Linked DNA regions of Homo sapiens: region 1 is linked to region 2. The links are chromatin contacts, found by Hi-C or POLR2A ChIA-PET in ENCODE. All regions are on one chromosome and are shown on one strand. The core of a region is the stretch at or near the end of the contact, and the rest is flanking DNA. Distances in the headings are between cores, read along the strand shown. Region 1 overlaps IRAK3 (interleukin 1 receptor associated kinase 3). Region 2 holds the start of LEMD3 (LEM domain containing 3).

Region 1 (3,450 bases), core at 48-2,547, 1.1 Mb after region 2:
TTAGTTGATTTCGTTATAAATAACGTTTTCAAGAACTTGTGCAAAATTGTCAATAATTTCCTAAAGCACAATTGATCAGAAAAATCCATGATTGTTCAGCCTTCACACCCTTCTTCATGTAAGAACACCTTTCTGTACATCTCACAGTTACTTATTAGGTTGAAAGGTATATGGAGAATGGTCATTAGACGTCTCGACAGCCACCTGCTGTTGACCACTTGCCTCCTCAACAGGAGCCGCTGTCGTCTGCATATGTTCATACTGTGGCAAGTAGGCTCCTTGCATAGCTGACGTTGCAGGCATGTATGTTCCGGTGCTGCCTAGTGACAGATGACTCATCTGCTGGGCCAGAGGGCTGATCATTGATGCGGGCTGTAGTGACATGGTGTGCTCCATTGAGGGAGTTAACACGGCACCGGGGTGCTGTAGAATATATGGTTGAGGTTGCGTCCAAGAAGGACTTTGCACCTGGTAGGCAGATACAGGAGATACAATATAGGGTGTAATAGAAGTTTGAGTGATCATTCGGTTTGTAGCAATACTGTATGGTGAAGGATAAAATCCGTTTTGTATAGCAGCTGTAGTTGGGTCGTAAGTAAGTGTCATTCCAGTAAGTCTCACCTCTCCTTCTCTATGCCATGGTCTTCCATTAGGGATGTATTTGTTTGGGTTCTGTCTCTTTTTCTGTCCTCCATCAGAAAACTTACACAATAAAGGTTCTGTGGGGGCAGAAACTCCTGGTGGTGTCTTAATAAATTTTCCATTAAAATGACCAGTAACAGCTTCACATTTTTCTGTTGATTCCGTCCTAGCAAAGCCAACACCACGACTTGTACCACTGGCATCACGTAGTATCCTTGTAGAAATAACTTGTCCAAATGGTTTGAGCATATTTTCTAGTTCTTGCTTATCCATGGAGAGTGGCAAATTAGAAATGTAGAGGTTGGTAGGATCTTGTTCCTGTTGCTTTGCCATTTGAGCTTGAACCCCACTGGCCTTCAGGGCAGACACAGCTTTTTGAGCTGCTGCAGGGCTGTCAAAGTCGACAAAACCATAACCTTTGCATTTGTTCGTTGTCTTATGCAAAATTGCGTTTGTGGAGACTATTTTCCCATATGGTTGACAGAGCTTCACCAGGTCCTGGTCGGTGGTGTGGGGAGGCAGTCCTCGGATATAGAGGTTCGTTTTGCTGAGCTGATCCCATCCTGAGTTGCTGCTGCTGCTACTGTTGTTATTACTGCTGGTGGTGCTGGGACTGGGAGGGGCCATGGGGTGGGCTGGGACCAGAGACTGCTGCTTGCGATAGGGCGTCCGGCAGTTGCTGCTGCCCCCGGGGTTGCCGCTGCTGCTGGGGAAGATCATCGCTGCGGGCCGCGGCGGCGGGCGCGGGCGCGGGGCAGCCTGGGCGCGGGGCAGCCTCGCCGCGAGGGGGAGGACGCAAGGAGGGGGCCGGCCGGGCCCCGGGCCGAGGCAGCTTTGGGAACTCCCTCTCGCCGCGCGGCGGCGGCCGGCGGGGGCTGCAGCTCCGCGCTGACTTCCCCTCCGCACTCGTCTAAAAGTGCGGCGCGGCGCGGGGCGAGACTCGAGCAGCTCGGGCAGCCGCCGCTCTGCGTGCCATGGACGGGAGTTCGCGCGCGGAGCTGGCGGCGTCGCCGACTCTCCCGGCGGCAGCGGAGGAGCAGCGCCGCCGCGTCCTCCGATATTATTAAGTTATGTTTTTAAATAGTATGAAATAGCATGGAACAATGTATATAAAGTGAGATTAAGTGGAAAAGACCAAATTAAAGTAGCGTATAGTATATAATTATAACTTTGTATAACTACAAATTCATGCATTAAAAAAATATTAAAAGTAAAATATACCGAAATATCAACAACGTTTTGTTTGGTTGGAGAACCTATAGCTTATTTTTCAATGGCTTATTTTTTTACTTCTTTATGTTCTTTAGATTGTATTTAAAGAAGTATGTTCTAGTCTAGCAATAACATAAAATTTATTAGACAAAAATAACTTGGCGTCAGACCTTACTGTCTCAAACCAATTAATTGGAAAAAGTTCCAAAAGACAGTCTCAAGTTACTAAATGAAATCCTTATCAGTTCAATCATTCTCTGTAATTAATTTTATCAGTAAAGAAGCTTGATAATCTGTCATTTTTATGGTTTTAAAATAGTTTTTAAAATGAAAGTTGGAAAATCATTATTCAGCAGCCTGGTGCCCAAAGTGTGAATAACATCTTTTGTCTAAAGCAAAGTGAAATGGTTCTCATGTCTTCAGCAGGGAGGAGGGAGGATGAGGATGAGGATGTGGATGTGGGAAGACCACCAGAAATCTGGGTTCAGGCCGGGTGAGGTGGCTCACACCTATAATCCTAGCACTTTGGGAGGCTGAGATAGGCAGATCACTTGAGGTCAGGAGTTTGAGACCAGCCTGGCCAACATGCTGAAACCCCATCTCCACTAAAAATACCAAAAAAAAAAAAAAAAAAAAAAATTAACCAGGCATAGTGGCTTGTGCTTGTAGTCCCAGCTAGTCTGGAGGCTGAGGCAGGAAAATTGCTTGAACCCAGGAGGTGGAGGTTGTAGTGAGCTGAAATTGCATCACTGCACTACAGTCTGGGCGATAGAACAAGACTCCGTCTAAAAAAAAAAAAGGAAAAGAAAAAGAAATCTGAGTTCAGACCCAGGTCTTTTTTCTCTTTCTGTGGCCAGAGAGTGGCCAAAAGTTTTCGCACTTGCACATTCGGAGCCAACCAAGACAGTCTTAAGGTGACCTCTTGTTGCTGTCAAATTCTTTGACATTACACCTGCCTATTTTTGTACTGGGCTCTGTACTCACGAGTCTAGGACTGTTACAGGAGAACGTGACCCTGTATTCTCTTAAATCCTGGTCAAGCTTTACCCTGATCAGCTTCCAAATCAGAATGAGGTCAGATATGTTTAGGGAGGCGCCTCCAGCCACCTGCCCACTCTGGAGCAGGTTTTAGTCAAAGTTCTGAAATGCCTGTTTTTCTGAAACACCCTCTCCCTAGTCTTTCATCTGTCCTTCCCCTTCTTTACCAGCCACCCTAGCGATCTCGTTGTTGTCCCTGTCTCTCATCACTGGTTAAGAGTGTGGCCTTTGGGGTCACATAGATCTCAGTACAAATCCCTACTCCTCTACTTTCTGGCACTGTGATCTTGGGCAAGTCACTTAATCCCCTGAGGCTCAGTCTCTTACCTCATCTGGAACTGGGGTGACAGTGCTCCACCTTCTCCCAGCATTGTGAGGAGGAAGTGAGGTGATAGACTGAAAGCACAACCCAGGCCTGGCAATGAGCTGTAATTATCCCCCCACAATGTGAGAAAAGTGCTTCATCCAACCTGTACTTGAACCCTTGCTGTATGGTGGGCCCAGCATGTTGTGGGGGTCCAGCTCCATTTGGGTGCAGCTCTCATTATTCAGACTTCT
Region 2 (3,766 bases), core at 426-2,925:
GATAGAGGACAAGGAAGTGTCCTCCACAGAAAAGCTTTTTTTTTTTTTTTTTTTTTTTTTTTTGAGACGGAGTCTCGCTCTTGTTGCCCAGGCTGGAGTGCAGTGGCGCGATCTCGGCTCATTGCAACCTCTGCCTTCCCCGGGATCAAGCGATTCTCCTGCCTCAGCCTCCCGAGTAGCTGAGATTACAGGCGCCTGCCACCACGCCCGGCTAATTTTTTTGTATTTTTAGTAGAGACGGGGTTTCACCATGTTGGCCAGGCTGGTCTCAAACTCCTGACCTCGTGATCCGTCCCCTGACCCCCGCCCCCCGCCCCGCCTCCCAAAGTGCTAGGATTACAGGCGTGAGCCACCGCGCCCGGCCGTATTTATGCTTTTGACTAACGTTTTTCTGTACAGGTGTATAGGGTAATGTAATAGGTAAAATAACTCATTCAACAACAAAAAATTATTGTAGTATTTTGTAGCTACTAGGATTGAAGTACTAAAGAATTGTCTGTCTGCCAAGGTTTGGGGAAATGGGAAAATGGGACAAGATCTTCACCACATGGGGCACATTTCACCTCTCTGGGATTCATTTCCTATTCTGTAAATGGCAGAGTTGGGGTTCCAGGTCTTGTCCTTGTTTTTTTGACTTTGTGTGAAGGTTTCTCCACCTCACCTGGCACTAGTCTTATTTCAAAATATTCATCTCATACTATCCTCTCTTTGCAATTCTTTAATTCATTCAACAAATATTTATTGAGCTTCTACTAGTATTGTGAGTAACAGAAGCAAGGTTCCTCCACACATGGAGCTTATTATAGTCCAAAAGGATAGGACAATAAATAATTTTGAAAGTAAACAAATATTTATTAATAACTGATAAATAACTATTGGTTGGAAAGGTGCTAAGAAGGAAATAAATAGGATCATGTGTTATGTCTCTGAGAGTCTTAGAATGAAGCAGACAAGCTCTTTCACTTTCAAGTGCTGACGTAGTAAAGTCATTAGGTTTCAAAAAAGGAAAAAAAGATAATATCTTACAATTAACTAATGAATGAACAGCCATTACGCTAGAAGAAAATTGTATTGTGATTGGTGTACTCCGTATCTTCTCAGAATGAGAGAGGTGAGGCTTCTCAAAAAGAGCAGCGAGAGAAAGTCACTTAAAAATTTTTTTTTTTTGGTAGGTCAAGCTAAAGACGAACTGAAAATAGACAACCTGAAGTCAGACGGGAAAGCTGCCAATCTAGTCTGGCCAGCAGAATTTCTTTCAGTAGGTCTAGGCTCCCTCGGCATTGGGAATCCAGATGTAAAGAAAACTTACGCCATAAACTTCAAGGTAGATTTCAGTTATTACTGCCCGGTGGCAGGAACCTAGGAAGGTGAGGTCAAGGTGTGGTTTAGTAAGAGACAGCTCCCGGGAACGGCACTTGGAAGGGCAGGGCGGAGAACAGCTGGAGATGAGATAGAGAGCAGGGGGAGAATGCGCCGACACCTCAAGGTGAGAGAGTAGAAACAGTCTCCGCCGTGGGAGCCGCGCGCTGCTCAGGTGGCTCTTTCCCGCTCAGGTGAGCTCCTCCCGCGCCTCCCATTGGCCGAGATGCCCGCGGCGCTGGGAGGGCGACGCAGCGCGGTCTAGTTCAGGGTCTAGGGCGGCGCGTCACTTCCGGTAGCGCGGAGCTTGTAAAACACCCTGGAGAGAAAATGGCGGCGGCAGCAGCTTCGGCGCCTCAGCAGCTCTCGGATGAGGAGCTTTTCTCTCAGCTCCGCCGTTACGGCCTGTCTCCCGGACCAGTGACGGAGAGCACCCGCCCGGTCTACCTCAAGAAGCTGAAGAAGCTTCGAGAGGAAGAGCAGCAACAGCACCGGTCAGGGGGCCGCGGCAACAAGACGCGGAACAGTAATAACAATAACACGGCAGCCGCCACGGTCGCAGCCGCGGGACCAGCGGCGGCGGCGGCCGCGGGGATGGGGGTCCGGCCGGTCTCGGGCGACCTCTCCTACTTACGGACTCCTGGGGGCCTGTGCCGAATCTCGGCCTCTGGCCCAGAGAGCCTCCTGGGAGGGCCCGGGGGCGCCTCCGCCGCCCCCGCGGCTGGCAGCAAAGTGCTGCTGGGCTTCAGCTCGGACGAGTCGGACGTGGAGGCCAGTCCCCGGGACCAGGCCGGCGGCGGCGGGAGGAAAGACCGGGCTTCGCTCCAGTACCGCGGGCTCAAAGCGCCGCCGGCGCCCCTGGCCGCCAGCGAGGTGACTAACAGCAACTCTGCAGAGCGAAGGAAGCCCCACTCGTGGTGGGGGGCCAGGAGGCCGGCGGGCCCCGAGCTGCAGACCCCGCCGGGGAAAGATGGAGCAGTGGAGGACGAGGAAGGGGAGGGAGAGGACGGTGAGGAGAGGGACCCGGAGACCGAGGAGCCGCTCTGGGCGAGCCGGACCGTGAATGGCAGCCGGCTTGTCCCCTACAGCTGCCGGGAAAACTATTCGGACTCAGAGGAAGAGGACGACGACGACGTGGCCTCCAGCAGACAGGTATTAAAGGACGACTCCCTTTCCCGGCATCGGCCCAGACGAACCCATAGTAAGCCTCTCCCCCCGCTGACTGCTAAATCGGCCGGCGGCAGGCTGGAGACTTCAGTTCAGGGAGGGGGAGGACTCGCGATGAATGACAGGGCGGCGGCTGCCGGGAGTCTAGACAGGAGCCGAAACCTCGAAGAGGCGGCGGCCGCGGAGCAGGGAGGAGGGTGTGATCAAGTGGACTCCAGCCCCGTTCCTAGATACCGTGTTAACGCTAAGAAACTGACCCCTCTCCTGCCCCCGCCACTTACTGACATGGACTCAACCTTGGATTCGTCAACAGGCTCCCTTCTGAAAACCAATAATCATATTGGCGGTGGGGCCTTCAGTGTGGACTCCCCCAGGATTTATTCTAACAGTCTCCCTCCCAGTGCGGCGGTGGCCGCCTCTAGTTCACTCAGGATCAATCACGCCAATCATACGGGCTCCAATCATACCTACCTGAAAAACACATACAACAAACCGAAGCTTTCCGAACCCGAAGAGGAACTTCTCCAGCAATTTAAACGGGAGGAGGTGTCCCCAACAGGGAGTTTCAGTGCCCACTACTTGTCGATGTTTCTCTTAACTGCTGCCTGCTTATTTTTCCTAATACTGGGACTGACTTACCTAGGAATGAGAGGGACAGGAGTATCTGAGGATGGAGAACTCAGCAGTAAGTATTAAATCCTGTGGGTAAGGTAACAAAGAGAATGTTGTTAGTGGTCCGCTTTAGCCGCGCTTAGCGTTTTACATGAAGTGACTTACCTGCAAGAATATGGTTTAACAGCAAAAACGCAACAGTGCGTGCATGTGTCATCTTTCTTAAAGAACACCATTATCGAAATGATGTCATATGGCTGGTTTTAAAAGTTTTCTGCATGATGTATTGTGAAATTCAAAACAATTTTTAAAAGAATATTATAAGCTTGTTAGTAAAACTCATTTGTATATGTGACAATTCTCTTTTAGCCCTGAAAGACTATTTGCGCAGATGCCAGTTACTTAACAAATTTGAAGTATTAGGATAAGGCACATTATAAATGTAGTGTTTTTCCAAATTGAGTTGTGATTCTAATAGGCAATGTAATAGCTCTTGAAATTCGAATTATTTTATAATATTAACTGTATGCATAAATTCGGATTAAATATTTTGTGGTATTAACTGTATGTATAATTTCTTTATAGTGAATGAATATAAAAAAGCAGCAAGGCACACCTCTTAATTTAT

Evidence for each region. A loop is a pair of places that touch in the nucleus more often than their neighbours do. ChIA-PET counts read pairs that join two places held with the same protein, here RNA polymerase II (POLR2A). Pooled maps may share reads with other maps.
Region 1: a loop to region 2 is called in a map of B cell, with 8 times the contacts of the local background. The contact joins the enhancer-like site here to the promoter of LEMD3 in region 2. A Hi-C loop is called at or near these places in 1 of 168 maps with a recorded cell type or tissue (B cell) and 3 of 50 pooled maps. POLR2A ChIA-PET finds 5 or more read pairs at or near these places in 1 of 52 experiments (BJ).

Annotation. Positions count from the first base shown.
Region 1 is chr12:66,233,926-66,237,375 of GRCh38, forward strand. All of the region lies in intron 8 of IRAK3 (interleukin 1 receptor associated kinase 3), which reads left to right. It also overlaps the pseudogene RBMS1P1. Among named protein-coding and RNA genes, the nearest start is that of MIR6502, 15 kb to the right of the region's middle. RefSeq lists an enhancer at 1,147-1,226 and a silencer at 1,287-1,566. Within about 2 kb of position 1,298, at least 14 of the 41 ENCODE cell types and tissues checked have a DNase peak (open chromatin) inside an H3K27ac peak, as active enhancers do.
Region 2 is chr12:65,167,908-65,171,673 of GRCh38, forward strand. It overlaps LEMD3 (LEM domain containing 3), which reads left to right and starts at 1,676. Exons shown (of 13, transcript NM_014319.5): 1 at 1,676-3,211. The coding sequence starts at 1,690. LOC124902953 (a long non-coding RNA gene) reads right to left here and starts at 1,509. Exons shown (of 2, transcript XR_007063349.1): 1 at 1,310-1,509. RefSeq lists enhancers at 1,194-1,253, 1,439-2,011, 1,694-1,843, 2,754-2,833 and silencers at 1,964-2,173, 2,557-2,760.